Regions from separate parts of the Homo sapiens genome. Here region 2 is linked to region 1. Evidence: chromatin loops called from intact Hi-C (ENCODE). Cell type or tissue: heart right ventricle. All regions are shown on one strand. Each heading gives the region's core, and the rest is flanking DNA. Links, peaks and the distances in the headings are about the cores only. Region 1 overlaps PUM3 (pumilio RNA binding family member 3). Region 2 overlaps VLDLR (very low density lipoprotein receptor).

Region 1 (16,102 bases), core at 3,641-11,640:
TATGATAGAATCAAACCACAAGGTATTACCCATTTCTATGGGAAAAGTCAGAAAATGTCTCCCCAGCTGCAGCCTTAGTACAGAAGGGGTGGGTACTCTCTCAGCTTAAGTCACTAGAGGTTTTTCCCCTGAACTGCTGTTCTTCTTTCTCCCCTTGTCTCACCCTGCATCACTAGCCAAGTCCCTGGCACACCCCAGGGAAGGCAAGAGGCAGAGAATGGAACCAGTGGGTAGCATTTGTACCACTGAGAAGGAAAAAGCAAGAATCCCTTGGGTCATGGGAACATAAAATTTATAAGCTGTGTATAGAGAGAAGCTACCTTCTTGTATGAAAAAAGGAAACAGACATGCAATGAAATATTACACTTCGGTGCATGGCTATTTTCTTTTCCATCTTTGATTTTTATTACTGATTGACTTAAATATGGGCTGCAAATTTAATCTTCCTCACTTGCTGGAATTTCATGTTTTTTTCTGACTATGCTTCTGGTCCTGGCAAAACTTTGCCTTAAGGAATTTCTCCAGAGGTATTTTAACTCGATGCTCATTTTCATGGAAGTATCACTGGTTTTTGCCCACCTAGGTCTTACAATAAACTTTCTCACAGGGTTGTCTGCTTTTTCTTTCAGAGCTTTCCTTGATTCAAACAATTCTCAAGGAAGTTGTTAGTTGGTGAAATTACTTCATTTAGGTCTTCTAATTAGAAAGGAAAAATTCTTCCATCAGTCCCATGCCTTCCTCAATTATAAAATTTCACTTAAAAATCTCAAACCGGTAAGAAGACTTAATGCTATTCAGTAACTAAAATTATAAATCTCTAAAGCTTTCTTTAAAACAAAAGAAACCTAAAATGCAATCTGAATGTAGCAGAATCGTTTTCCACAGAATAGTCACATCATGACCACAGTTGACAGCAAATGGTAACTGGAAACAGTTTGTTCTTCTACTTGGGAAATGGGCATCAACTGGCTAACTTTTAAAAAGAGTGAATATATCTCTTAGGTTTTGTTTTGTATTAGTCAGTTTTCACACTGCTGTAAAGACACTACCTGAGACTAGGTGAATTATAAAGGAAAGAGGTTTAATTGACTCACAGCTCTGCATGGCTGGGGAGGCCTCAGGAAACTTACGATCATGGCAGAAGCGGAAGTAGGCATGTCTTACACGGCGGCAGGAGAGAGAGGAGAAAGCAAAAGGGGAAGAGCCCCTTATAAAACCATCAGATCTCATGAGAATTCACTCACTATCACAAGAACAGCATGGGGGAAACCACCCCCATGATCCAATCCCTCCTTCAACACGTGGGGATTATAGGTCCCCCACTCCACACGTGAGGGTTACAATTCAAGCTGAGATTTGGGTGGGGACACAAAGCCAAACCATATCAGTTGTACAAAAAGGCAGCAAAATAACAATTACCTCTAAAGTGAAATAAAGAAACAAAAGGCTACTTCGTGATGTTAGAATATTAAAAACACGATTCTCACAAAAATATATGTCAAAGATTTATGTAACTCATTCATGAGAAAACAAGCAGGTAAAACTAGTTCAAAGGAGGATACAGTGGACTGAGTTATATATGTACATTTTTCTGTATGTCCATTTCAGGAAAAGGAAGTCTACTGGAATAAGATTGCAGTTAGATTAACGCCTGGTAATAAATAGGGCAATAAAACTGTAATTTTTGGAGCTGTCTCTACTATAGGGCAGAAATCATTTGCAACTTACTGATATTCTACTCAGCATTATCCACCTTCCCAGAGTCTGGGCCCTAACAGAATAATAGCATGTCAAACAAAATCACACCCCTCTAGAAAGTCAAATAACCTTGTGGTTTTGCAGACCATGCCCTAGTATGTCTTTAAATGGGACAAACCTTTTTGCTTTATTTCTACACTTTGGATAATTTTACTTAATGGTAGTAGAGGTTTTTTTGTTTTTGTCTGTTTTTTTTTTCCTTTATAATCTGTAAACTACAACTCTGTGACTTGGGAACCAAACGAGGTAAGGAATATTTGGAACCATCTGGGGAGTCATAAACACAAAGTTTTACAAGGCATCTTCACATATGGTCTTATTTGATTCTGACCCCAGCTTCCTGAGATGTTCAGGTATGATCCCTATTTTCACAAATAAGAAAAGAGAGGTACCTAAAGATTGTGACTTGCCCACATTCCTGGTCAGAACCAGGGCCAATCTACAAAGCCAGATCTTCTGAAAACACACACCAAGGGCTTTCACTGTGGTGCTGCTCTCAACAACCCCTCACATCGTAGAGAAGCTTATGGTTTAAAAAGCCCTTGGCAGGCTGGGTGCAGTGGCTCACGCCCGTAATCCCAGAACGTTGGGAGGCCGAGGCAGGTGGATCATAAGGTCAGGAGATCAAGACCATCCTGGCTAACACGGTGAAACCCCGTCCCTACTAAAAATACAAAAAATTAGCCGAGCGTGGTGGGGGGCGCCTATAGTCCCAGCTACTCGGGAGGCTGAGGCAGGAGAATGGTGTGAACCCGGGAGGCGGAGGATGCAATGAGCCAAGATCATGCCACTGCACTCCAGCCTAGGTGACAGAGCAAGACTCCGTCTCAAAAAAAAAAAAAAAAACCAAAAAAAACTTTGACAAATTGAGGGCGCATGAAGCAGGTGGTTTTGTTTTACAGACGGGAAAAATGAGGACCATGATCACCTGCCTAGCAAGTGACAGAAGCCAAATCATGTCCAAGTTCCCCAACAAGTCAAAGGCTAGTTCCTCCACAAAACAATCACCTGGAGTTAATCCACTTTGTCCCTCGGCACTGACCCAAATTTCATCTCTGGACACCAAGACCACCAAACAACTTGAATCCCCCACTTCTCTGCTGGACCTCCACCTATCAGGCCAGGTATGTGAGTTCAATTCACCCCTTTCTCCTGCCCCAAGAAACAAACTCCCTTGTTAACCTGTCTAGCTCTCTGCCCTCTACCTCAGCAAGCTGATAGACTTCACAGGAAGGTGTTATTGACAGGCAACAGCTAGCGGTGCTATTCCACCAGGGTTATTTGTATTTTAAAAGAAGCCCATTTTGGTATAATTACTTTCACCTTTTGCTTCCTAATCTATGTTGGCAGAAATGACTACAAGGAGCCTGCAAACCCAACCTTAGCCGAAGCACCAGCTGCCAAGGGAATGAAGGCTCATGTTTTGACTATTTTTCAAATGTACATTGCTGACGTTTAAAATTGTAAATATATTTTAAAGTGGTAATGAATTTATGGGTGTTCTTATGTGACTTCTTAGCCAATATATGTTTAAAAGTGTAACTGTGACTATGTGTAGGGGCAGAAGCTGCTGAAATGTTTTATGGGAAAATCTCAAGGAGGGGAACCTAACGCTCACAAAGACACAGTGAAGTATGATTATCTTCATTTTAAAAATGATGAAAATGAAGCAGAGAGGATATGTAACTTACAAAGATCATCCAGCTACAGAGCCAAGCTTCAAATGCAGTTCCAGGCCTGTGCTCCCAACCACTATTTTATATTCCCTTTAATTTTACCTGATTTTCATTTTCCAAAAGGGTGTGACTTATAGACAAGTATGCTGCAGAAAACACCTCATCCTAACCCTGATCATCTGTAGGAGGGTCCAGCAATAAAGAAAACTTTTGAGGGTTGAAAAGCTACTATAGAAAAGCAAACCAGAGAAACATTTGAGAGAGGAAAAGATGAACTGTATTTTACCAACTGTTAACACTTTGACTCTAAGACGTACCATTATTTTATCTATCACTCAGAAAAAAAGCTGCCTATCAACGGTCATGCTAATATGCCACTGACTATAAGTGACACCCGGAAAGATTTGTTAAATGCAAAATAAAAATGTACATTTTTAGAATTGATGAAATATAGTAACACGCAGGCAGGCAGCCCAGGCCATGGTCTAAGTTTGAGATCCCAGAAGAAGTGAGAGCATCTTTCACGATTTTTCTTCCGGAAACTGACTTGATGTTGTTACATTCAACAGTAGGCAGCAGATGTTTTAGCCAGAGAACTGTAAGTGCTCTGGTTTCAGTCTCATGCCAGTTCCTGATATGGTGCTACTCTTAGTATTAAGAGTACAGAGGCTGCGCACGGTGGCTCACGCCTGTAATCCCAGCACTTTGGAAGGCTGAGGCGGGCGGATCACGAGGTCAGCAGATCAAGACCAACCTGGCTAACACAGTGAAACCCCGTCTCTACTAAAAATACAAAAAATTAGCCAGGCGAGGTGGCGGGCGCCTGTAGTCCCAGCTACTCGGGAGGCTGAGGCAGGAGAATGGTGTGAACCCCGGGGGCGGAGCCTGCAGTGAGCCGAGATGGCGCCACTGCACTCCAGCCTGGGCGACAGCAAGACTCCGTCTCAAAAAAAAAAAAAAAAAAAAAAGGACAGACTGTCCCTGACTTATAATAGATCAACTTACGATTTCTTTTTCTTCTGAGACAGAGTCTTGTTCTGTCACCCAGGATGGAGTGCAGGGGTGCGATCTCAGCTCACTGCAACCTCGGCCTTCCAGATTCAAGCAATTTTCCTGCCTCAGCCTCCCAAGTAGATGAGATTACAGGTGCCTGCTACCACTCCCAGCTAATTTTTGTATTTTTGGTAGAGATGAGGTTTCATTGTGTTGGCCAGATTGGTTTTGAACTCCTGCCCTCAAGTGATCCGCCCACCTCGGCCTCCCAAAGTGCTGGGATTACAGGTGTGAGCCAGCCTACTTACGATTTTTCAACTGTGCAAAAGTCAAAATGATGAAGCAAAGTGATATGAACTCAGAATTCTCTTCAACTTACCACGGGACATGTATACTTGATTAACTAATCACGGTGGCCAAGGGAGTGTTGTGGTTCAGAGGCCAGAGTCACATGCCACTGGTCAAGGCAAATCATAATTCGACTCCACCCAAAAAGGCGACTAAAATGTAGGGGGAGGGGAACCTCCAGAAAGGTGCCGGGCAGGGTATTATTACCAAAAGAGCGGATTCCAACAGATATTTAGAACTAGACTTAGATATCGAGTTATACAATGGGGCCAAATAGTTGATCTGGTAAGAACAAATGAACCCATGTCTTGTCTGTTTCTTCAAAAGGATATTACTGCTGTTACAGATCTTTAAGATTCACAGTTTCTCTATCACTGCCTACTGCTGAATGTGATAACATTAAGTCAGTATGTGCTTACTGGTAGATATATCAATAAGAACCTAAGTTTTAAATGCAAGAGGATTTTCATCTAAAAGGAAAGTCTGTTGTCAAGCATCTGGAAGTCATTTTAAGATATCTGAATTAGTCATTATGTTTAATTATAGTCATCAAGAGCTCAAAGTCAGATGATTCCCATGACCTTACCAGACTCCTCTCACCTTTCCCTCAAGTAGTTATCACATATCAAGCACAACTAAGAGCTAATCATTTCCTCCCAAGGTACAATTAACTCCCTAAGAAAAAGAGCACAGACCAAAATTTCTCATTCCCACATTTTTGCAGCTCTGTCTGTCCACTTACATTCAGCCACGGGCATGAGCCCATGTTTAAAAACTGGATAAAACATTCTGATGAAAAATATTCCAAACACTGTTCTTTCATAGGCTGTTATCTGTGGTATCATCCAGGGCATCATCATCGGTACAAACATACATAGCAATCAGTGTCTGTCTGCACACTGTGGAAGGCAGAGCAGCCATTTAGTTACTATTCATAAAAGACACACAATCCAAAGGGCATACTGTATCTCCTAGTTAAGGCCATTCATTAAAAAATTTACTAATGCGGCCAGGCGCGGTGGCTCACGGCTGTAATCCCAGCACTTTGGGAGGCTGAGGCGGGGGGATCACGAGGTCAGATCGAGACCATCCTGGCTAACACGGTGAAACCCCGTCTCTACCAAAAATAAAAAAAGATTAGCCAGGCGTGGTGGTGGGCGCCTGTAGTCCCAGCTACTCAGGAGGCGGAGGCAGGAGAATGGCGTGAACCCAGGAGGCGGAGCTTGCAGTGAGCCAAGATGGCGCCACTGCACTCCAGCCTGGGCGACAGAGCAAGACTCTGTCTCCAAAAAAAATTTACTAATGCATCTGGGGAAGAAGTTAGGGGACCTGGGGCACTTGGATGGTGGTGTTTTTAGGTTCAGAAAAGATGAAGATGATCATAAACTTAGTTTCCTTACGTTAAGCACTATCAAAAGGTAAGACGAGCTCAAGTCTCAAATTTTTATGTTTGTTTAGGTCATTAATTTTGGCAGAAATAGTTTGATTATGGGCTCCCTACTAACTGCTGCTGTTTTGTGATCTTGTGTTCTCTTAACCATTATTCTAAATACATATATCCATAAATTTGCCAGACTTAAAAGTGACTAATCTGCTAAAATTAAGACGTAACTTTTTCAAATTTTCACTGATATAGAAACAGAAGTGCCATCTCATGTTTTCAAGAGCAAATCTTTTGAGTTTGGTCAGGTAGGAAGCCATTTCCTCTAAGAGGCCTTTATTCTGTTATGCAAGTGCTTATTACAGCAGACATAAAGGGAGAATGGAGTTCTCCTTCCTTCTAACATCAGCTGATTCCTAGGAGAAGCAGGGTTTGATGCAAACTGAAAATACGACAAGCTGAATTTTCAAATAAATGACATTCTCAGATCCGCTAAATTCATCCATGGAAAAGAAGACCACCATGAAGCCAGGTAGGTTGTTTTCAGTTTGTTTAAAGCCATTTGTGGATTTCTGCTTAAAAATGGTGCATTGTTGAGTTTATCTCTGTTCCTTTCAGAAAGAGTAAGATAAGACTAGAAAAATAAAATTGTATAAATTCACAGGAACAAAGTAAACAGAGGAGAAGCCACAGTGGGTGAGAGATAGCACCAAGTATCTGGAAGAACAGGAAGCAGTAGAGAAGGCGGCAGAACTGTGAAAGCGGAATACCTAGTGCATGGAGAGGAACGAGTCAATTCTCACCATGGTAGACCAGAAAATTCCAGCAGCTAGAGGTGCCAGGTACTGGAGAATGCTGGGGTAAGCCTTGGAATGGAAAACAGGGGGATTGGCCCAAACTGCTTGACCACCACTCCCAACCCTGGCAGCAGGCTGAGGAAGTGCTTTGTGAACTTATGTTGACTCATTTTCTCAAGACTAGGGGGCCCCAGATATGAGAGGGCATGAGGGAGAGGCACTGTGCTGAAAGCAGGTAGGTTAATTAAAATCTGCACACTGACTATTGAGCAACTGAATGCTGGCTGCAGGTGGATTTCTCTCTGGAGGCACTGAATGGCCCAGAGGAAAGGCCTACAGATACTGACATCTGGAGGACCCCAGTGAAACAGCAGGATCCACAACTAACCACTGGTACAGTAAAGTCAACATTAGAAAAGAAAAGAATGCCCTCTTTCTCGTCGGTTTTAAGATTTTAAATGTCTTAAATATATGAGAGCTAAAGACCTCTCCAAGAAAGTCTCAAACAGAGCCCAAAGCAAACAGAAAGAGCAGATGACAGAAAAGAAAGTAAAACAAAACAACCAACCATAAAATTGAATATCACCAAGAAACATGAGATAATGCATACAAGCAATAAGAAAAGGACACTTTAATGAAAAGGCTGGGAGTGGCTAGGCATGGTAGCTCAGGCGTTCAGGACTAGCCTAGGCAACATGTCAAAACCCCGTCTCACAAAAAATGCAAAAATTAGCCAGGCATGGTGGTACATGCCTGTATTTCCTGACGCCTGACAGGCTGAGGTGGGAGGATCGCTTGAGCCAAGGAGGCAGAGGTTGCAGTGAGCTCAAGTTGCACAGCTGCCACTCCAGCCTAGGTGACAAGATCCTGTCTCAAAAAACAAACAAACAAACAAAAAACCCAAAACACAAAAGGCTGGCAGAGAAGGTAGAGAAAATATCTCACTCAGAAAGCAAAGCAAAAAAACAAAAATATTAAAAATAGGGAAAAGAAAGAAGATTAGAGGCTCAAATCATTTCAACTCTCAGTAATAGCTCCAAAGACAAAGAACAGAGAAAACACGGGGCAGGGGGTACATTAAAAAAATCAGAAAAAAAACCATGGAAAAACATCTCGCAGGATGAAAGGATCTGGCTCTTCCGACTAAAATGGTTCACCAAGTGCCTAGCATAAAGAAGGAAAAGAAAATATACATAACACTTTCCAATGCACACGATCCTGAAACACGAGAAAGCTGGAGACTTAAAGGCCGCATATGAAGATTGAGAATAAGGATGGCACTGGACATTAAACTTCTACAACTTTGCAATCTAAAGACAATATTGACGAGCATCTTCAAATTCTGAGGCAAAATTAATTTTAAACTAGAATTCTATGTCCAGCTAAACTAGACATCTGGGTTTGAGAGTAGAATAAAGACATTCGGACTTGCAAGGTCTTTAGAATGTATTCTTTCTCGGGAAGCTACTAGAGGATGTGCCGTGTTGAGAAAAGGGTGTTAAGCAAGAGAGATGCATGGGATCTGAGAAATGGACTTTTCATAGGAGAGAAACTAAGGGAAGGCAGACGATGATGATGGTGAAGGAGCAGCAGTTCTTCAGGACATCCCGAAAGCCAGGAGGGGTGTCTCCAGGAGAAGGTGGAAATGCTTGCCGACTTGACATGTTGGATACTGTGGAAATTGGTATTTAGAGACAGCCAGGTTAGCATACTTTTGGCTGCAAGTTGCAAAAGATCCAACTCAAAACTGACCTAAAATGAAAAACTGGGGTTTATTCTCTCACATAACCAGAAGTCCACGGCTAGCGCAGCTCCAGGAGTTAACTTATTCAACAGCTCAACATCATCAAAGTTCCAGACTCTTTTCACAAACCTTTGCTCAGCCATCCTCGGCATATTTGCTATTTCCTGTCAGGCTTCTAGCTTGCAGGCTGGGCCTAGTCCTGCACATACCAAAGCTGACGGGCAGGAAGGGGACTCTCTACAACCCAAGAGACCTAAGAAACCCTCCCAGGAATACCATCTCTCTTCCAACTTTCACTGGTCAGGCTCCTTCCTAAATCCGTCACTGATTTAAGAAATGGGCCCTCCGGACTCGGTCATACCAGTGCTCTTCTGCATAGGACACACAAGCGAATCAGGTGTACAGCCGGGTGGGGTAATGAATGAGGTTGTCAAAATCCCAACACATTCACAACCAACTAGAGAAACACTGAATTATATCAGTTAGGATATTTAAGCCACGTGGAAAGGAGCAGACACCAGAATAACACAGAAGCCTTGGTGGGCTAAAAAAAAAAAAGAGGAAAATGGCTGTTGAGTAATTGCTAAGGGTGCCTTCAAGAGAAGAATTTAAGCAATTCTGACGTAAAGTTTAGGAAAAATCAACAGAGATGTAGAAACTAAGCAAATGAAAATAAATGACTAATTCCAGAAAAATTAAAATAGTAGAGGAAATGTAATGGCTGCTCACTACTTGAATCAATATTTAACAACATTTATGTAGGTATAATAAGGTAAACCCTGAACACTGATTTCATCATACATGATGCAATTCTACTGGGAAGGGAGGGAAGAGGAGTGGGGAACAGTGATGGTAAAAGTTCTTAATCTGCATTTCCTGTAATAGGAAATCAAAAGAAAATACCTGCAACTGATAGATGTATTTAGACATTTAGCAGAGCGAAGAATAATCAGTAGTTCTGGGGAGGGTGAGGCAGGGGTGCAGAGGAATGGGGTAGATTGCTGCTTCTGCTATAAGCTTTATAAAAGTACTCCTCAAATTATGTACACATTATCTTAGTTTCAAAGATGAAACAAAGAGCAGGGGTTCTTTCCCCCTTTCTCTGAATGGCTTCTTTATACAGAGAACACAAATCACAATGTATTAGCCAAACAAATGCAAGCTCTACTGTTGCCTTTTCCCCATTCACCTCCTTATCCCATCCCAGTTCCTCCAGCTCTCCACCCACACCCTTATATTGGGTGATGTGAGAATCCATGTCAAAAGTTACAGCCATCAGCGCTTTTGCAGTCTGGGAAGGATTCAATACACCGTGGCAGGAGGGGTCCTGGTAGTCGGTAGGCTGGAGTAGTCCTGGGACCCCATGGTCTGGAAAGGAAAGGCACAGCCAATTCCTCAGCAGGTGTAACTGCAGTGACAGACCTGAGTGAGTACCCCGTTAGACTACTTTGAGAAAGCAGCCAGATACTCATAGGCATGACTACATGAGCCTGACTGAGCTACCAATCCTTCTAAGCTTTGTTTGCTCAAACAACTGCAGTTTTAAAATTCAAACATCCTAGCTGTAGTTAAACTTCTGCACGTAACAAATTTCCACCTTCTTCCTTCTTATTCAAACTCCATAGGCTTTGACATTTTAGGGACAGTCTCAAGGGAGAAAGTCTAATCACAAGGAGCTATTTACTTGGAAGGCCCAAAATCAGAGACAAGGAGAACTTCCCAGTGACCCTGACTTTAACACCGCAATCCACAGTGATCCCCTAATTCATTTAGCACATTTCCTCCTATGAGCTTAACTTACCTGAGTGGCTTTCAAACAAAATCTAGCATGGAACCTAATCCATAAAACAGCTAGGTAGGCAGCTGTGAACCCCCCACTGCCCCGGTACTCATTAAATTCCACTTTACTGTGCCCACGACTCCCCCTGGCTCTTCTTTTCCACATCCTGCCTTCCTTTGACAGGATGAAAGTCCTCTCAAGTCCCACCTTCTCCAGGAAGCCTTCTCAGACTATGCTCACTGAAGATGTCTTCTCCCCTGAATCAACTCATTCAACTACACTTTATATATCTGGTTGGTCCCACCATATATGATTGGTAAACCTTCCACATTAATTGCCTCACACTGATATGCTTACTACTCAGTGTAACAGAGGAGACAGCTGAGATTTTTAAAAAAGACCATTTAAAAAAACAATTTATATAAATAGATTCGTATACAAAGAAGAAACACATATACAGAGTACCCCAATTACCAGTATGGTGGACCCTACCCCTTCTTTTCTGCATTGGGAAACAGAACAGAGAACAGAAAAAATCATTCCATCTTGCTCTTAACTCTTTCCACCTATGTGCTCAGTTTTTCAAGTAGAATTTCTATTCCTTTGCTGGTGCTTTTGGTTTTTTCCAATGTAGGAATCAAGCTTTTCAGTGCAGCTTTGACTTTGTTTGCAACTTCCAGGTCACAACTCTGGAGGAGGCTGAAGAGAGGAAAAAAATTAAATTTCATAAGCATTCCTAGATCATCTCCAATACTACCTGTACCAACAGTAAAAAAGACTTTGTTAACTGTGACACAAGCCTTGTAACTATATACACATTATTTTTCATTCAAAGGATGAATGATGAGACCAGTAGCCCATATTATAACACCACGGAAAAAAACGTTTTAGAATCTTGCTGGTGGAGTCACCCAAGCAAAGACATTTGTAGGACCAACATCATTCCATACAGAGTTGGTTCTACCTTCACATTATCTTAGGACTTACTTACATCCTGTCTTAAAATGATTCTACATGTATTCTATCTTCCCTTCCCCATCTCAGGACTATAAGCTCAAGAGCAGGGACCGTATTTTATTTATTTCATGATGCTACATTTACAGAGCAGACAGCCAAAATATGCCCACCACGTGGCTGAATGAAAAGGTGTGAACAGAGGCACAGAGAGGTCAGAGTTAGCAGGTCTTCTCACTGAACTCCACAGCACTAACATTGAGTGAAAGGGCGAAGGGCTTCACTGTGGAGCTTCACTGCTTGGGTGGGAAACCTGCCTCTACCACTCAGTAACTGTACAACCAAGAGCATGCTATGTAAACTCTCTTAAGACTCAGTTTCCCGAATTGTAGAATGGGATTCACAACAGAGTCCACCTTCCACCTCACAGAGTGGTTTTCTGAGGCTCAAATGGCCTTGTATCTAAAGCACCCAGCCAGAGCCTGACACTTAGTAAGCACTTAATAAATGTTAGCCATTCTACAAAATAAGCCCGGCCTCTGCGTTCTGAAACCCTGCCCGAGTACTCTATCAGAAGTGAAAGGAGCCATAGAGGCTGGTAACAGCAGGCCCATTTCTCTGTGGATAGGACCTACAGCTCTGACCGCAGAGTACCAGTCCTGAATTTCCTGTTCTCTTCTTTTTCGGGACCCTTTGTAAATACGGACCTCTGAAACACATTTTAGAAATGAGGTACTTGGTATTTTCCAAAGTCCCTGGTCCCAGTAACTTCCAATATGTCAACAAAGAGGAGGATAAATTATCAGCACCAAGCAATATTCTACTGCTTATGGGAGATAAGAAACAATTCAGCTTGCCACCTACGATGCTAAAAAGTAAAGTTCCCTCGTAATGAATTTGTGACTCACTAGGTGTTTTTATTTCATACATCTTGGCTAAACACACAGTTATACAACACATAATAGTAAGTTATTGCTTACTGAGCATATGCCACATATTAGACATAATGCTAGGCATTTTATATGCATCATCCAATCTAGTTTTCATAACGACCATAGGGTTATCATTAATCTCATTTTTTTTACCACCAAGAAAATTAAGGCCCAGAAAAGCTGAATAATTTTCCCAAGGCTATGCACTAAGCTAGAACCCAGGCAGTCTGTCAAGTGCCAATGCTCCCAAATGTTAGAGAATTCTGCTTCTCTGAGTTACTTTTCAGCCAACATACAAGGCTGATTTTCTTTTCACCCAAAATTTACAAAAACAATTTTTTTGTATTATTGTTATATATAGCTCAACTTCCATTTAGAACTTCAAATATTTCCTCTGCTCCTGTTCCAATTCTGAGTAGTGCTCCATAATAAACCTATAGTATCCTTCCTATGTTTGAAATCCACCTAATGGGAGTTCTGATTGATGAACAACCTTTATAAATTAATTTCATGGCATTGCTGAAATTTCCAGTTAATTGAGTGTAATGAAAGAATGTGTCAGTAGGTGTTAACACTCCAAATGCCTGGTAAAAAAATTTGTAATGAAAAAGTTCATGTATCAGCTAACGAATTCTGACTGTTTAACATCAACTGGAAAATTAACTAATTTTAAGCAGAAATGAACAAAATGATCTGTAACACTTATATATTTGGAGACACTGACATACCTGAAGCTATGAATGCTCCTGTGTGAGTATTATGTGTACCAGATCACGTATATGTTGAAGAAACACTTAAAATAACATTTACAAACAACATAGATTAAGTTGCATAGCATGTTGCAAGTAAAGTATCTTGAGAAATTCAAACTAGGGTTGGTATCTGTTTTCCCAAACCTTAATAACACAGCAGGGGAAAAATCAACAGTAATTGCTTCAAAGCAACATACAAATCTTTTTTTAAATGAATGCTCTTAACAGAAGGTTTTCATCTGCACAGAGAATGTATGGAAAATTTCAATGATTTGTGGATTGATTATAAACTCAACTAAGTTCAGAGAATAATACAAAAGAGGCCATAGCTCATCACTGTTTTTTTCTCATTTTAAGTCAGATATCAACAAATAGCACACACACTTCAGTAGCAAATGCTCTTCCAATCCTTTTACAATCTTTTAAAACAATGAAGGAAATTACATGTAGAATTAGGCATGATTTAAAAGTCAACATTGTCACAGTTTTCACAGGGATGTAAGTTATTCATTAAAAAAAATACAGGCTGGGCACAGTGGCTCATGCCTGTAATCCCAGCACTTTGGGAGCCCGAGGTGGGCAGATCACGAGGTCAGGAGATCGAGACCATCCTGGCTAACACGGTGAAACCAGGTCTCTACTAAAAATAAAAAAAATTAGCTGGGCGTGGTGGCGGGCACCTGCCGTTCCAGCTACTCAGGAGGCTGAGGCAGGAGAATGGCATGAACCCAGGAGGCAGAGCTTGCAGTGAGCTGAGATCGCACCACTGCACTCCAGCCTGGGCGACAGTGTGAGACTCCATCTCAAAAAAAAAAAATTATGTTTTGGTCAAAACCATAAATGTGGTGAAGCCACCTGATACCTTGTGAATGTTATAATTTGTCAAAAAGATGGTAGTTTAAAAATCCTAAGGGCCAAGCACAATGGCTATGCCTGTAATCCCAGCACTTTCGGAGGTCAAGATGGGAGGACTACTTGAGCCTAAGAGTCTGAGATCAGCCTGGCCAACACAGGGAGACCCCCATCTCTACAAAAAATAAAAAAATAAAAATTAGTTGGGTGTGGTGGCATGCGTCTGTAGTCTCAGCTACACAGGAGGCTGAGATGGGAGGAAAACTTGAGCCCAGGAGGTTGAGGCTGCAGTGAGCTGAGATCGTGACACTGCACTCCAGCCTGGGTGACAGTGAGACTCCATCTCAAAAAAAAAAAAAAAAAAAAAAAAGATTCCTAAGGACTGACTGAAAGAGTTACATTTGCTTTCTAATATTTGGTATGTTTGTCTAGACCATGAGTGACTGGGAGTAATATTAGACTACTGAGAACAAATATTAGAACTGAGAAATCAACGTGAAGGAAGTGTGTCTTTTGCATGACCAGGCCCTGCTCAGAGAAGGGCACATGTTATACATACCTAGAAAGAATAATGGCACCTCGATTTACACTAGCCCAGGACTTCAGGTTCTTCATACCAACATGCTCTACAAGTGTTTTTGCAAAACAACCTGTAAAATATACTGAAGCTTAGTGAACATCACATAATAAGATATATACTCCCTACCCCCTTCTCTACTGCCCTTAAATCTGCAAATATTTTTAAACAAAAAAGCTAACAAAAGTAGCTTTCACCCAATCTCCCTTTTAACACAAAAAATTCCAGTGCAGGTTTATCTAATGCATTTCTAAAAGAGCCATTTCTTTTAACTCTGATCCAAAACCTAAGCTATGTTTAGCAGTAATTACTCAAGATAAACTATGAATTCTAATAAAACACTCACTTGGTTATGTCTGCACTTCTTTGTATTATTTAATGATTTAACTTTGACCTGAAAGCTATTCAGGAAATAAATGTTTCACAGTAGCACCTCATGCTTGGTTGAAATCAAGTTCTTCCTCATGGAGAAATGCTCACTCACAAGGTGCCATGAACATAACACAGTGTTCACGTGTTCAACAGTGGTTGATAAATGACTGTTCTAGCTTAAACTTGGCATTTCTCTTTACAACGCTTACATACTCACAAATCAAAAATACCATTTTTCTCCCGTTATTCTAGTATTTGATTCCCAAGGTCGTGGTATTATCTTTTTCACTTTGCAATTAATGCTTGGACAAAGGAGAAATTCTGATAGCTAAGATTTAGTGCAGATGGAGGTAGGGACAACCTATCTTGAAGGCAAACATCATAGTCAGGTAGCATGTACTATATAATTCATTCAAAGATACCTGAATGTAAGGACTCTTTAAAAGCCAAGAGGCCTATGGCTATTCAGCCTTTCATGGTACCTGCTAAAGAGGGACAGAGTTCAGCTAGTGAGGCAAATTGTTTTCCAAAGCTGACCACAATAATATCTCCTGTCCTGTGTGCTCTTCTAGAATGCAGCCACTCCCCCATCTATAGGGGGAATCCATGTCTTCTTTTGAATCACAGTGGGCCTCTGTGATTGACTTGACCAAGACAGTATGATGAAAGTGGCATTAAATGACTGCTAAGGATAAATCATGGAAGTGCCACGCATTTACTTTGTCCTCTTGGGATGCTCACTCTTAAAAAAGCAACCACCATCTCGTGAAGGAGCCCAAGCAGCCTAGAAAGGGAAACTGAGGCTGTTGGTCCCCAGCCAACAGTCAGTACTCACTTGCCAGCCATGTGAGTGAGCTAAGCGAAAAGTGGACACTCCAACCACAAACCGAGCAGCCCTAGATGACTCTGACTCTGAGCATAGAGGGGCAGGCTCCACCAGACCCTGATCAAGTCATTGTTTTGAAAACTACTAAGTTTTAAGGTGGCTACTATCCAGTAAAAGAGAATCAAAACAGCTAGACGTGCAGGAGGACAAACTCATTTGGTGCTGAATACGACAAGACAAACACATCAGACCCAAACTGGCAGATTTTAGGGTTCTCAGCACATTTTAATTAAGAGGGAGAAAAACCACTGGACATTAAGCCAGACTACTTTTCTGGCATAAACTCAACTATACATCAAC
Region 2 (16,102 bases), core at 3,517-11,516, 170 kb before region 1:
ACTTTACCAGTTAGCCGCTGCTAACCTTCTCAGGTGTTGGAACCTCTCTTTTCACATGGAAATGAAGCCAACACACCCAAAGGGACACACTCATTCTGACAGACAAGTGTGTGAAAATGCACTGTTTTTAAATGATAAATTGCAACAAAGAGGCCGGGCGCGGTGGCTCAAACCTATAATCCCAGTGCTTTTGGAGGCCGAGGCAGGCAGATCACGAGGTCAGGAGTTCGAGACCAGCCTGGCCAACATAGTGAAAGCCCATCTCTACTAAAAATACAAAAAAATTAGCTGGGTGTGGTGGTGCGAGCCTGTAATCCCAGCTACTCAGGAGGCTGAGGCAGGAGAATCGCTTGAACCCGGGTGGCAGAGATTTCAGTGAGCCGAGATAACGCCACTGCACTCCAGCCTGGGCTACAGTGCGAGAATCCATCTCAAAAAAAAAAAAAAAAAATTGCTACAAAGATGAGGTGAAGGTACCCTCATAGGCCTAGGGAACAGGGACCTTTATAACCTAGAGTCTTTCAAAGTATTCTAGCTAGTAAAACAACCAGTCACACTTGGTTTCAAGTTCTGAAAAAGCTGGGGGAAATGTTTTTGACAAAAGTTTTTAGTTCAGACCAGCTTTATTAGTAAACTAATAAATCAACTCATGCACCCAAGACTACCAACTAGTGCCTAGAGAATATAGGATGTCAGGCACCAGGTCCTGAGTTACAAATGTGAACTGCAGCCCATGCCTTAGGGGATCTCTGTGTCTAAAGGTGAAAAATGGTAGCTGAACTCATCTCCTTGGGTGATGGCTCTGTGACAGGGACTATTATGAGAAAGCAGCCAGACCATACCTAGTTTTTCCAAAAAAGGCATTGAGGCCTCATTCAAGAATACAATCTGAGCCCACTCCTGGTGAATGGGTGGACAAGGGCAACATGAACAAACTGAGACAAAGCAGCCATGAGGAAGGGCAAAGCCATGGGGAAGTGAGTGGGTCCCCTTTGAGCTGTTAGCTCAGCCCGTATAGCAGATGGTGGGTAGTGACCAATAGGGAAAAGTCTGAGGAAATTAGTAGGGAACTTAATCCTAGAGATAGTGGTAAGCCAAGAAATGACCCCATTCTTGGCTATTCTAGGTTGCTTGAATCACTAGGTTGCTTGATATGGGTAGAGAATGTGGCAGCCTGGAGGCAAAGGAACAAGACATTTAAATTGACATCAGGTGAGAGGAGGGCTTGGGCATAGCCAGGGATTGATGGCCAAATGTCAGGGAAGAATTTGGGCTCATTTCTGGAGTACTGATTTAGAGTAAGTAATGGGGCCAATCAAAGATAGACTACACAGGGAGGGAAGGATGGATTTTAGAAGAACCTCTGCCTAGTAAGACACCCAAATAAATTTTTTCTGCAAAATAGTTTTGAGGGCTTTACTCACATGTTACTATCATGTGTATTGTAAAAGAGGCATTTATCTCCTGTGTCCCTCCTGTGATGAACATTAGGCCTTATGAGGGTGTTATTGGTATATGCTACAACCCTGAAAATGAAAGAGCCACTTACATTATGGGTAGAAGCTGTAGCTTCTTAACCTTAGTGCAGTGGTTCTCAAAGTGTGGACCGAAATTGGCAACATTAATTCAATGTTAATTGAGTTCATGTGTCAACATTGACTCATTAGAAATGCAAACTTAGGCCCTGTTCTAGACCTGCTGAATCAGAATCCAGGCTGGGGCCCAGCATTCTGTGTTTTAACAAGCCTTCCTGGGGATTCTGATGCACACGGGAGCTTGAGAACGACTGACTTAGTTTACCACTCACAGAAGCTAACGATTTTCAAGGTATATCCGATGGAGGGCCTTTCCTCTGACTTGAACCCTAGACAAGAAAACCAAGAGCTATAATCCTTTTAGAAGACTTGCTGAGGAATTCTAGAAACATTTTTAAAAACTTAGAATGAGGAAGGAAAGCAGGCCTCCATCTCAACAACAAGGCTAAATCTAAGTTGATGCTTAGTAACACAGTATCTAGAGCCAGTGCCTGGGTTCAACTCCTAGCTCTGCCCAGGGCAATCTGGGACAAGTGACTGTACTTTCCTTCTCTACCAGGTTTCCTGATCTGTAAAAGAGGAATAATAGGGCCAACTGTGCAGGATTAAGAATTTTAAAAGCTAAGAGATGTGAAGTCTTAGAGCAGTGTTTGACCAACAACAAAAACGATTTGATTATGTCCATGATTCTTAAGATCAATTTGATGTAAATGGAAATTGAATGTAACTGACAATTGAACTGTAAAATTCACTTATTTCCATGACTCAGAAGAATTAGCCTACATATTCACCACTTTTTAGTGGCCCCCGAACTAGTGTTTTTGTTGCTGTTTGTTTGTTTGTTTTCGAGATGGAGTTTCACTCTTGTTGCCCAGGCTGGAGTGCAATGGCACTATCTCGGCTCACTGCAACTTCTACCTCCCAGGTTCAAACAATTCTCCTGCATCAGCCTCCCAAGGAGCTGGGATTACAGGTGTGTGTAATGCCTGGCTAATTTTTGTATTTTTAGCAGACACTGGGTTTCACCATGTTGACCAGGCTGGTCTTGAACCCCTGACCTCAGGTGATCTGCCCGCCTCAGCCTCCCAAAGTGCTGGGATTACAGGCATGAGCCACCGTGCCTGGCCCAAACTGGTTCTTACAATGTTTCAGAGGCTGACTTTAAGGCCAGAGCACAATCTTTGTGCTTGACAGCTCAGAACATTTCCCTTAACACCTGTTGTGGTACTTTGCCTCTTACAAACCCTTCTCCCCTTAGGAAAACTTTTTTGCTGACTCAGAAATTTGCTTGTCCTGAAAGGAGTTTTAGCTTACAAATAGAAACACTGTCATTAAAGTGGCAAGCAGTAGAAGTGAACTAGACTAAAAATAAATGCCCTTGGTGGCCCCAGAAGTGCCAAAACAAATGGACGGAAGGAATTCCAGCAAGTAACACCCATATGCTCAAGCAATGAGTAAGGGCATGAGAGATGTAAATGCTTGGCCCTGGTGGCCCCAGCAGTGTGGCAGCATGAGCCTCTGTGCAGGCTGAAGTACGCTCTGAGCCTGGTACCCAGAGACACTTTCTCTATATTCTGGGCATGCATCTTGGAGTGCTCCTGCCAGGGTGCTGCTCGGAGCCCCATAGGGAGATTTGTAGTCCGTTTGGAAGGCTTGGTATTTACTCGAAGGCCTATGCAGTTTTTTACTGAAGCTTATGTATTAGTCCTCCATGTCAACCGCTACAGGGAAAATTAGACAATGGCGGCTGACTTCTATATGCATTAAAAACCCTGAGTTTCCCTCTAGGACATTGGTCTAGACAAGGAATTTATGAAAGAGACCTCAAAAGCTTAGGCCACAAAAACAAAATAGACAAATGGGACTTAATTAAACTAAAAAGCTTCTGCACAGCAAAAGAAATAATCAACAAAGTGAAGAACAACCTGCCGAATGGGAGAAAATATTTGCAAACTATTATCTGACAGGAGACTAATATCCAGAATATACAAACTCAAACAATGGGGAAAAAATAATCCCATTAAAAAGTGGAGAAAGGACATGAATAGACATTTCTCAAAAGAGGACATAAAAATAACCAACAGATACATGAAAAAATCGTTACCATTACTAATCATTAGAGAAATGCAAACCAAAACCAAAATGACATATAATCTTATACCAGTCAGAATGGCTATTAATAAAAAGACAAAATACAACAGATGTTGCTGAGGATATGGAGAAAAGGGAAGTCTTATACACTGCTGGTGAGAATGTAAACTAATACAGCCACCAAGGAAAACAATATGCAGATTTCCCAAAAAACTAAAACTGGAATTAACATTTGATCCAGCAATCCCTCTACTGGGTATCTACCCAAAGGAAAAATCAGTATATCCAAGGGATACCTGCACTGGCATGTTTATTGCAGCACTATTCACAGTAACAAAGATACAGAATCAACCTAAATGCCCATCAATAATGAAAGGGTAAAGAAAATATGGTACATATACACAATGGAATACTATTCAGCCATGAAAATGAATGAAATCATGCCATTTGCAGCAGCATGGGGATGGAATTGGAGGTCATTATGCTAAGGGAAATAAGCCAGGCACAGCAGGACAAATATCTTATGTTCTCAATCGTATGTGGAAGCTTAAATATTTCATTCCATGGAGGTAGATGGTAGAAAGATGACAGAGACTCAGAAGTAGGGGGAAAGGGAGAGCAGATGAAAGGAAGTGGGTTAAAGAATACAAACCTACAGTAAGGTAGAAGAAATAACGTCAATGACTGTAGTTAACAAAAACGTGCTCGCGTGATGGACACCCTAAATCCTCGGATTTCATCAGTATAGATTCATTACATACATGTAACAAAATTTTACATGTACCTCATAAATTTATACAAACACCACCAAGAAGAACCCTGTTTTTCTTGGAGCCAGTGAACTGCCAATGTGTCTGTGTAGCAAAGTTAACTACTTAGAGAAGCAAGGCTCCCAGGAAAATAGGTCCTTGAAGTTAGTGTGCATATTCTATAGTCTGATTCCATCTATATAAGTGACAGTAAAAGTGAGAATTTTTTGACGCTCCAGGAATTCATTCATTACAAATTTAAATAGGCACATAAGTGAGTAGGTACAAGCGACTTCCAACCCCCTCACCCAAAGGAGCAGAGATATTCTAAGGATTAGAGCTGGAAGAAAACCTAGACAATTTCTTAATAGAACCCTTTTCAAATTCTTACACCAAAATCCAATATTCAAAAGAAAGTCTTGGTAGAGGCAGAGGTGGAACACCCAGGGCCTCTGCTACTGTGGCCTTTCCCTCCACTTCAACCACCCCTCTAGCCTGAGGCATTCTTGTGAAACCTCATGGCTTTAAGGAACCCACTAACAATTGCATTTTGCCCCATCTTCTCACCTGTCTGAGCAGAAATGCCTAGCACTTCTACTTCCAAGGTATTTTTTGAGGTGTCATTGGCTTTAGTTTAGCCTGAAGAATTAAAAGAATCTCGAGTGTAGATGATTTCAAGCTCAACTTGTTCCCTTTATGAAAGTATAATACTGAATTTGAGACGTAACTTTCATGGATGGAAATAGACTGCAGGTCCACAATCCTATAATCCCAAAGCTTTGGAAACCAAAAGCCTCTTAACTCATTTGGTGCTTTCAGTTCTCCTAGAGCTCTGCACAGCAGCAGTCCCAGCTGAGCACCAGAGGTGGATAGGTAGAACCTTTTAAAAACTTGAACAGAAAACTTAACAGTGTTCCAGTCAGGTGGCTAAGGGCTGGGCATTCGATTTAGTGTCTGAGCTCTCCCTCTCTGTGGGAAGCAGAGAATTAAACAGAACTAGGGAGCACTTTCTGCCCAGTAGCAGTCCCTCAAAACAAAGTGCTTAGGAAACTAGGAAACGAAGAGGCATAGCCATAAAGCTTAAGGTCTTTATTTGCCTGTCTTTAAAGAGTCCTTTATAAAGCCAGCTTGTCTTCCCACCCCCACCCCAATGTCATTCTTTTAAACAGGCAGGGACATTTTAGTAGCACACTGTACTCCTAATGCCTGTTGCTACTCCTTATTGGAGAGAGAGAGAGAGAGAGAGTGTGTGTGTGTGTGTGTGTGTGTGTGTGTGTGTGTGGTTGAGAGAGAGGGAGTAAAACACAGCTTTATGATGATCAGGCAGAAGCTTGAGTAAAGTGGAAATATCTCGGATAAGAAAAGCTAGAAATTAAACTCCTTTTTGGCTTCGGATATTTTCTTAGTAGAAAATGCTGATGCCTGTCCTGAGTCTCCTCAATATAGACTCTTAGAGCAGAGCTGCTAGGATTTTAATAGAATTTATTACTGTTGATAGCTTGTATATTACAACTAAATTCAGAGACCCTCTTTAAGGCAATAGTAGAGTAAATATCAGCCTTGGGATACTGTATGCCCATACTTAATCCCAGGCCACTCTGAGTGCCTAGGAAATCTGTAGCTTCAAACTCATTCTTAAGGAGGTTGTCTTCCAGGTACCTTAACCCTGAGGTGGGAAACTATCAATTGACATTGACCTTTAAGTTGCTATTCAAATCTGATTACAAGGTTTCCATTTTGATTATGTAGATATCAATGTCAATGTTGTTGTCTCATTTTGACTTAATAACCTTTGGTAACTAAAACCTTAAAAAAAAAATCAGAGGCTTTCAGTCTTTACTGTATCTTAACTCCAACCTGACTATTCTTTCCAAGTATATTTATACCTATGTTCTCAGACTACAAATCATTCTTTTCCTGATTACTCAAGGTAGAGTCTTACCACTTTCACAGTCCCCAAAGGTAGTAAGGTCATATAGAACTGCAAGACACGTACCCTCAGCATTGAGAATATTGCAAACATATTAAGAATCCAGTGGCAATGAGGGGAGAGGGGAGAGGCACCAGGTACCTCAGATTTGGTTTAGCAGTATAAAACAACACAGGTGATGCTTCCTGACAACAATCTCTACCCTCCTCTAGTTCCCCTTCTAAATCCCTAGTATATTACAACCAATAAAACGTGAAGAATGAAAAAGTATTATGAAATGAAGGTAGGAAACCATTCTGCTTTGTAGCTGGGTCCTAGCTTAATTAGACTCATGGGAGCAGAGTGATAGATGCAGTTTTAAAAGCAACATATTTAATATCCAAGGAAGTAACCACACCCATATGGTCATCTTGATTTGGGCCAAATTTTAATCTCCCTGGGAAGAGCCACAAAGCACGAAATGCTCCCAGACAGCAGGGAGTAGCTGACACTAGGGAGACCAACTAGGGTATTGTGCACGTAACACAAGAGTTCCAGTCTGTGCTTGTCTCTGTAATATCAGTTCTTATGCCAGCATGCCACAGCTGCAAATGCTGAAAGGTGGCAGGAAATCGGAAGGCCTTCTGCTGGGACACCCTCCCTAAGTAATCTGCGTGAACTATATGATTCCACTGTTTTTCTCAAATATTTGCAGTATATTTGCTTTAAGGGCCACATCTGTGCCTTTTATCGTGAAGCAATCACATCCGCCAGAAGGACGGAACTGCTAATGATAGGAAGCACCTGAACATTAGCTGGCCTGTGCCGGGCAAAACACCAACTGTCCCACTTAGAAGTCTTAGTTCACACCATTGTGTGAATTAAATATCCATACATTAAGCATAGAAAACCAGATTCAGAGAAATCGAAACTACATCTTCAGCTCCACCTCACTTTCCTTTCCTCTCCTCTTTAAATGACAAATGATCTTCCTTTCCCTCTTAACTATACTTTCTTGTTGCTTTTATCTTGGAGCTGTTTTTTAAAGCTGTGTTTTTCCAATTAGACCTCAGTTTCTAAGAGGAGGAATCATGTATTAAATCTCTATTTCTACCCTATTCTTGCTGCTCCTTCTAAATCTTCTTCACTGTGCTTGTAATAGAAACATCATTAATGGATAATAGTATGGATGTGGACAAGAAATGCCATTAAAGGATTAGGACTTGGCTGATTATAGCCACACACGTAGTTTCAACAAATGAGAGAAATGAGTCCACAGGCAGAGATGATGCCCCTTGTGGTCTCTGGGCAATCTGGATTCCTTCTATTTTCGTCTGGCTCCATTTGCCCGAGATCACTATTCCAGCCACCATGCCCAATTTTCAGGTACCAGGAATGAAGAGATGGAAAGAAAATGGATCCTCTATCCTCTTAAGGACATTTCCCAAAGTTGTATATACCATTTTAGTTTACATTCCATTAGTCAGAATGTAGCCCCTTGGCTGCACCTCACTGAGAAAGAGGCTTGAAAATCTAGTATTTAGTCTTAGCATGCACCCAGCTAAGAACGCAATTACTGTCAGTCACTGGCTGAAGAGCCATCCTACTCTGGCCCTTAGGATGTCATAGCCTGCCGAGTCTGCAGTATCCTTCTGAGAAGGTCCCCATCCATGGGTATTAGGTATCTTGAATCTATAACCAATCCTTGCTTTACCGAATGTTCCCTTCTTATTCTAGGGAGAAAAGCCAAATGTGAACCCTCCCAATTCCAGTGCACAAATGGTCGCTGTATTACGCTGTTGTGGAAATGTGATGGGGATGAAGACTGTGTTGACGGCAGTGATGAAAAGAACTGTGGTAAGTAAAGAGTTTGATGACTTATGCATTTTGTTAAAATATGATGTTATCTTAGTCTGCAAATGTATTGAGATTCTGAAAATAAAATCCACTTCTAACAATTGCTTTGAAAGAATCTATACTTCTCTGTGTAAAGGAATAAAATTGAATGTTTGACGTGGGGTTATCAACTTGAGAATGGAATGATAAGGTGATGTTCCATTTAAATGACAGGACCTAGTTTATCTTAGATCAGACAAACGTGGAATAGGAATCTGGGAGAAGGGAGAAGAGGACCAGAAATAGAGACAAACAGAAGATTGCTTAGAAGGGGCTTTTTTCCCCTTTTAATTTTCAAATGGCTCTGATCCTAGAAAAGAAGGCAAGCCATGGACATGAGAAAATCCCATAAAGTTTCAGGGGGTTAATTAACCCTTGACATAGAAACTACAAGCCAGCACAGATCAAAGATCAGATAAGGATTCTTTTTTAATTCTCTGCCTACAATAGTTGCTAATTCTAAAGCATTAGCAGGGCGGAAGACATTCTCTCCCCAAGAGAATGGGGATACAGTGTCACAGCCATCAATCAGCATCTATTAAAAGATCACTGTGAGAAATGCCTATGTATGCAATCTATACAACCTCATGTCAAGCCAAAATAGCTGAGAACTGCATGGCAAGATTACATTTACATACCATGAATACATGCTGAAATTTGCTCTACGATCCCTTTGTTCAGGGTTGTAAACATTCTGAAACAATATTCTATGTGAATATTGGTGCTAACATTGTCATTTATCTTTTAAAAGATGTTATATAAAGATGTTCACTATACAAGGTAGAAATACAGAAGAAAAGTAGAGTCTAAATGTAGGTTTCATCAACTGCCATCTTGTTATGCCTTTACCTACTTCTTCATGCATCATTATTAAAATGCTATAAAGTATGCATCATGGCAGACCTTGTGCTACACCTGATCTCTCAGAGCAGTATCACAGGTGTTTTCATGCCAATGTGTAAAGCAGATCAGTAGCTCCTTTAGAAGCATAAGAAAGTCCATTCTACCATCTCAGGGAAGAAACTTACATCCAGTCTCAGGACCAAGAATAGTTCTCCTGTGCAACACTTTATCATCATTTGCATTTTAACACTAAGATTTTAATCTATTCCACAAGACACTGAGTCTCATGCTATTTCTGGGTTACCTAGGTAATTTAGTTCTCTTACTAAATATCTCCTTAGAGAGTCCTCACTCTTGTCAACTATTTTCCTGTTGTAAGTTGCAATTTTTTTTCCTCTCTTCTAAACGATATATTTGGCAAAACCCATTGCTTGTTCTTAAAAAGTAATTATTCTCTTTGTGTTGCACAAGTCTTTTTTTACCATGTGACTCAGTAGGAACTAACCTGGGTCAACTTGGGATTTTTCTAAAATAGTCTTGTATAAGTACTCTCTACTAGCCACATGGTAGGAGAGTTTGGCAAAGAAAAAGAGGTAGATGTATATCTAATCAAGATCATTTGAGGCAGGAAAAATTATATCCTTAGCCAAAATTTGTCTCTACTTCCTGTGTGTGACAGTAGAGAAAGAAAGTAGAAATATTACAATCAGGGAAGGTCTGAGTGCTTACTTTGTTTCTCTATGGAAGAGGAAAGCTATAGAATTACTTAAAACTTCCAAAGCTGCCTCCTATTTTTAGTCTAACCTCTTAATATGGAACTTGGTTACAATATTTAGCTTAGTTCTTTATTTCCAGTATGTCAATGGGCATAGTCAACTTAACCTTAGATTCTATTAGCCATGTGCTTCTGTTGGTCCCATTAACTCATTCTTTTATAATGTTAGGCTGAGCTAATTAATCAGCAACCTAAGTACTCTAAATATGTAACTGCTAATTCTCTTCCTCTGTAGCACATCTAAATTCCTATTTGTCTCTCAAGGCCCAGTTCACATATCCTTTCTTTACCCTCCCAGTCTATGCTCCAAATGAAGAGAGAGAACCATACGGCAATTTGTCTGTCTCTGTTTATCTTTTGCTCAAACACTGTGGTATACAGCCAATCTTTCACATCCTCCTTACGTTTTCTAAGACTTAAAATCATGGAGGGCCGGGTGCGGTGGCTCACGCCTATAATCCCAGCACTTTGGGCGGCCTAGGCAGGCGAATCACGAGGTCAGGAGATCGAGACCACCCTGGCTAACACAGTGAAACCCCGTCTCCACTAAAAATACAAAAAAATTTAGCCGGACATGGTGGCAGGTGCCTGTAGTCCCAGCTACTCGGGAGGCTGAGGCAGGAGAATGGCGTGAACCCGGGAGGCGGAGCTTGCAGTGAGCCAAGACCACGCCACTGCACTCCAGCCTGGGTGACAGAGCGAGACTCCATCTCAAAAAAATAAATAAAAATAAATAAAAAATCAATCAATCAATCAATCATGGGGTCTCTTTACAGCCATTCCGCTACTCCCTCTTTTGTAGCTTCCAAAGAATATCACAGGTTGAATTATAGCAACTAACCCTGCAGACCCTCTGACTTCTTCCTCCATGCTCAGGAGAACACAGACCTTGAATAGCACTTAATTCATTAACATTAGTGTTTGAGTTTTTCAGTGATTTTAGAAACAGGCATGAATCTAAAGCTAGCATGGCCAGTCTTGTTTCCTTGGCTGTGTAATTCAAGGAGATAATCCTTTATAGATCATCATAATTTGTCAACCCATCTTGAGTTCTAGAAATTAACTGTAATCACTGTCTCTCTCCTTTACAATATCTTACTCTCAACCAGAGTGGTCCAAGGGCACACTCTAAGCTCTGAGAGTTCTACCTGCTTTAAACCAGTGATTTGAGAAACAGTCCCTTTCAAATGTTCATCAAATTGTGAATTTTTCACTTATTTACCTTCACAGAATATATGTTATAGAGGAATGTTTTAAAATAGAAATTGGGTAGAAGGTATAAGCATATAGGCAAGAAAGAATATAATCTAAGAAAGATAAGCTTAGGGTATCCTGTGTGGCTACTTTATATCAAGATTCATCCTGCTCCGTGATTCCTTCATGGGTAGGATAATCAAGCTGCCCGATTTGCTTAGGACAGTCCTGGTTTATGCTTATCTTCCAGATATAATTAAAAGTGTCCCCTTTCTGCTGAGACTGTCCCAGTTTGGACAAAAAATTGCATGGTAACCCTAAGTATAGGGGAAAGACCTGCCCCAGGAAGAATTAGCAACAGAATCAATTCCTCTCCTTAGGCTATTTTAACATTAGCAGGCAGTTATGGATATTAGCACTGACAGCTTCAATGACTTTTAGCTGGTTGATGTTAGCCTACCCCTTGGCTAGAAAGGCTAAAATCTTCTCTCCCTTGAATTCTAAGTACAACATCTCTTGTTACACTGATTGAGTTTTCTCCCCTTTCTACCTGATGAGTTTCTTTGCCCCTGTAGACCAGTATGGGTGACAATATTCAGTACTGGGGTTTGGCCTTCATTCTCCACACTAAACACATGTGTTGTTAGGGGATGCCCCTTGAACAGTATATTAGTCAGCTCAGACTGCTGTCACAAAAATACCATAAGTGGGTGGCTGAAACAACAGAAATTTATTTCTCATAGTTGTGGAGGCTGAGAAGAGACCTGCCAGTAGATCTGATATCAGGTGAGGGCTGTCTTTCTGGTTTGCAGATGACCATCTTCTCACTGTGTCCTTACATAGTAGATAACAAAGAGAGAGAGAGTAAGCGCTCTGGTTTCTTTTTATGAGGGTGCTAATCCCATTCATGGGGGCTCCACCCTCATGACTTAATTACCTCCCAGAGGCCCTACCTCCTAATAACATCATGTTAGGGGTTAGGATTTCCACACGTGAATTCTGGGTGGAGACAAACATTCAGTCCCCAGCAAGCAGTTCTACTATGATCCAGTCAGAAGATGGAATGTTTAGCTGTTAAATGAAGTACTTGAATGACTTGGAAGAAATGCATGTAGAAAATGAAAGTGTTACTTAATCTCAACATTATAAAACAGGCAGGAAGTTAAATGTAAGGTATCTCCGAGTTGTAAGATAATGGGCAACCTCTGTCTGACCTTGACTTCAGTTTCCTCCAAGTCTCTCAAATGAGCATCTTCCTCCTCTGAAAAAAAATAATAATTTTTCTGAAGTTTCCCCTGGATATTGGCAGTTGAGTGCCCATTGACTCAGCTTTTTTTTAGAGCAAAACATGCCAAAATGCAGTATGAGCCCTCATGTGAAGCTAGGGCTGTGGGTAAATGACTTCAACTTTAACCCTTCAAATAAACGTTTGTAGTAAAGAAGACGTGTGCTGAATCTGACTTCGTGTGCAACAATGGCCAGTGTGTTCCCAGCCGATGGAAGTGTGATGGAGATCCTGACTGCGAAGATGGTTCAGATGAAAGCCCAGAACAGTGCCGTGAGTGTAACTTGCTTTGGCCTTGAACTTTGCCAAGTTGTTCGGTGTCTAACATTTCTAAGTATTGCTTAATCTCCTACTTGGTATTCATTTTTCTTTGCCTGCCTTAAAGTTTAGGTCAATTGACTCCAAGGGCAGTCAAATCATTACCAGTTTATCAGCCTCCTTTAAAGAATGTTCTCCCTGGTCCAACAAGACTGACATTCTCTTGGGTAGCTTCACTATTGAATACTTAAAACTGAAGTCAGCAGATTCAATCAAGAACTCCTTGACTAGGTGCATAGATTTCAAATGTCTGTTTATAATAACTGAGCAGATGGTACTCTGGTCCTGGAAGCTAAGTCAAGAAGTGAGGGTTCCCTATGGGCCAAGCAAAAGCTTTTAGAAGCACAGCTTATCATACTATTAAAAAGCTATTACTGAAGAGGTAAGGTAGCTAGTAATTGGGTGATATAGTGACTCCTGACACACATGTAACCTCAAGTTACTAAAATGGAGATCTTACAGCATATTCTTAAATAAGAGAAACTTCATAGGTATGCAAGTATATACCTGTGTCCTTAGGAAAAAGTCTATGAGACCATAAAGAATGATGGTTTGGGATCATATAAATTGAGATCACACGAATGTCAAGGCAAAGAAAGTCTTAGAGTTTGAGTCAGTAGAGGCCTGCACTGGTAGAAACACTAAAAAAGGACTAACATGAACACAGTTTAGGTCTAAAGTGTGATTATGAAAGAAAATCAAATAGAAAGGAAGATAAGGCTGTTACTTTCAATTTTCTAGATAAGAAGTGAGGGGAGTAATATTGGTCAAGGCAAGTGAGTTCAAGGCCTGTGAGCTAAAGACAGGTTGTGTAAAGATTCAGCCTCAACTTTTAGTGGAGAATGACCTGGTCAAGTCAAGCATTAGGGCATGCTTCTACTTTGCAAGATGTCAATCTAAAGGACATTGTGAAGGAGGCCCATAAAGGAATCTAGGCAATAGAAGATTTTGTAGGTGTTTGACCATCTGACTTTTCATGTATTTGAGATTAGATGACAATATCTAGGTGTGCCCACTTGACATCCAACAGATAAATAGTGGTCTAGGAGCAGGCCAGCCAATAAACTTCACCACGCCAAGTAAAACAAAAGCCAGAACTGAGCACGCCATGGGACCTTGAAGGAGTGACGTGGTCAAAGCTGTCACGTACACTGCCAGGTAGCATAGGTTGGCACAGCTTCTAAGGAGTGGAGCTGATGAAAGAGCTCCCCGGGCTTCAGCCAGTTAGTAGAATTTCACCAGTGTGCCAGGCTACTGAGTCACAGGTATTAGCGCTTCCAGGCAGCACAGGAGCAGCAGCTTTGCATTGATCAGTTCTGAGGCTCTTTTGAGACTGTATATCATCAACAGATATGAGAACATGCCGCATACATGAAATCAGCTGTGGCGCCCATTCTACTCAGTGTATCCCAGTGTCCTGGAGATGTGATGGTGAAAATGATTGTGACAGTGGAGAAGATGAAGAAAACTGTGGTAAGAAGATCAGTGTTGAGTGACGTAACCCAAAGACCCTTTTCCTAAAGGAAGGGTGGGCAGGGGAAACTAATCTAAGCCTGAAGACGCACTGACATTGACTCACTTTTCAGTGACTTCACTATCTGCTCAATTACTTGTCCTTCATAACTGCCCTAAAACCCTAAAAGACATTCATGTGGCAATTGACCATCGCTTGGTGTTTCTTTTAGGCAAATAGAAATAAGAAGGTAAGTCATTCAAGGCACTTATATATAGAAGTAGCTCAGGGAAGCAGCAATTGTGTGGGCTTTTGTTTTGACAGTAATTCATGTGTCTTTTGCACTTTGGCACAATAAAATTAGAAGGTGAGTAGGGTTGGCAAACACATTCATAGGTCTAAATTTGATTGGGTTATTGGAATAAATTATTTGAGTATTATACAAGCATTTCTTTGCCCATGAACTAGATTCTGGCATAACTTTCCCAGAAAAAAAAAAAAAAAAGACACAGAAGCATGAATTAACATCTTGCCTCAGATACCCAAAGAAAAGTCTACCCAACTGGTGATACCTTTGTCTCCTGTTGCAGTTCCTGTCTCTGAAAGCTAACTCTGCTTCCTATTCTTTCATGTTTCTGGTCTTGGAAAATCTTTAATAAAATGCTGCATGTTGAAGGTGAGGGCCTGGGAAAATCACTAGGTTGAACAAACAGTGCTTTGAATGTTCTTTCAAGCTACTGCCCTTTTTATAGGGCCTCTAAAACCTACAGCTCCCAAGTCTGACAAGCATGGGCCTCCTGATATGGTAGTAGTCAAGGGAGCTCAGGGCACTTACAGTTGAAACACCAGTCTTGTGTGTAGAAGTCGCCTCCTGAGGTCAATACCACTGCACCTAGTCCAATGAGTTTTAGTGTTCAATCCTAGAATTGGGTTTTCTGTATTGGTAAGCCCTGGTGCTGCCAAGTGTTTCCCTTATAAATCTAGACTTTGCTTCCCAAGAGAGTCGTGGTCTCTATTCTAATTGCCACCAAATTGTGACCTTGAAACATTTGGCAGGAATTTAAGTCAAAGTACCAATTGGCTAGTAGGACTAGCTTATCATTGTCAGCATACCTGATTGTTAAATGGTGATTATAGCCCTGGCAGTGACTTTTTCAAAATGGAAAGTGTTTAAGACTTGTTATTCCTGATCCTTATTTAAAGGACCAAAAAGAGGAACCATATATGGTGGTATGTGGTTCACCTCTTTTGGTGACAAAGTCTTAATGCTTGTTGTGAGTATTACGTTGCATGATATTCTCAACTAGTGATAAGATCTGACAAGCAGTATGTTGATTCAAGGACAACTCAATCTCTGCCTTCCAAATTGAAATCCCTTGTTACAGTTTGTTATTTATGATGGCCACTTTTAGAATCAATTGTGGTTCTCATCTCAAATTAATTTCCAGTCTTCAACTATTTTCTTGGTTCTTTATTTCTGTTCTTCTTATTTATTGTGTGCCTTCATTTTTTGTACAATGAGACTGTACAAAAGTTCTTGATTTAACTCCATTGTAGCCTTTAAGTTGGGCTAGTAAGTTAGGATTAATGAATAAAGATCAATGTATTAGATTTTGGGACAAGAATCTTGAACGGACCAATCTTGATGCATTTTCAGTGGGGCATCCTCTCTCTTAATAGGCAATATAACATGTAGTCCCGACGAGTTCACCTGCTCCAGTGGCCGCTGCATCTCCAGGAACTTTGTATGCAATGGCCAGGATGACTGCAGCGATGGCAGTGATGAGCTGGACTGTGCCCCGCCAACCTGTGGCGCCCATGAGTTCCAGTGCAGCACCTCCTCCTGCATCCCCATCAGCTGGGTATGCGACGATGATGCAGACTGCTCCGACCAATCTGATGAGTCCCTGGAGCAGTGTGGCCGTCAGCCAGTCATACACACCAAGTGTCCAGCCAGCGAAATCCAGTGCGGCTCTGGCGAGTGCATCCATAAGAAGTGGCGATGTGATGGGGACCCTGACTGCAAGGATGGCAGTGATGAGGTCAACTGTCGT

The links. Hi-C counts contacts between places; a loop is a spot of excess contacts. Peaks named below come from ENCODE experiments on the same cell type or tissue, not always from the same donor. Only the 100,000 strongest peaks of a DNase experiment are listed, where the experiment ranks them.
Region 2: it touches region 1 in a loop (2.5-fold over the local background); 18 of 110 quality-filtered maps call a loop at or near these places.

The regions. Positions count from the first base shown.
Region 1 is chr9:2,793,288-2,809,389 of GRCh38, forward strand. It overlaps PUM3 (pumilio RNA binding family member 3), which reads right to left. Exons shown (of 18, transcript NM_014878.5): 17 at 14,527-14,617; 18 at 10,865-11,176. The coding sequence ends at 11,044. Among named protein-coding and RNA genes, the nearest start is that of PUM3, 43 kb to the right of the region's middle. RefSeq lists an enhancer at 15,201-16,076. In heart right ventricle, for the core only: a CTCF peak has its summit at 7,323 (motif pointing left); no DNase peak of the experiment used is centred there; H3K27ac peaks cover 4,035 bases.
Region 2 is chr9:2,627,432-2,643,533 of GRCh38, forward strand. VLDLR (very low density lipoprotein receptor) reads left to right here. Exons shown (of 19, transcript NM_003383.5): 2 at 8,022-8,141; 3 at 12,428-12,550; 4 at 13,946-14,068; 5 at 15,729-16,100. Among named protein-coding and RNA genes, the nearest start is that of VLDLR-AS1, 13 kb to the left of the region's middle. In heart right ventricle, for the core only: no CTCF peak of the experiment used is centred there; no DNase peak of the experiment used is centred there; H3K27ac peaks cover 3,408 bases.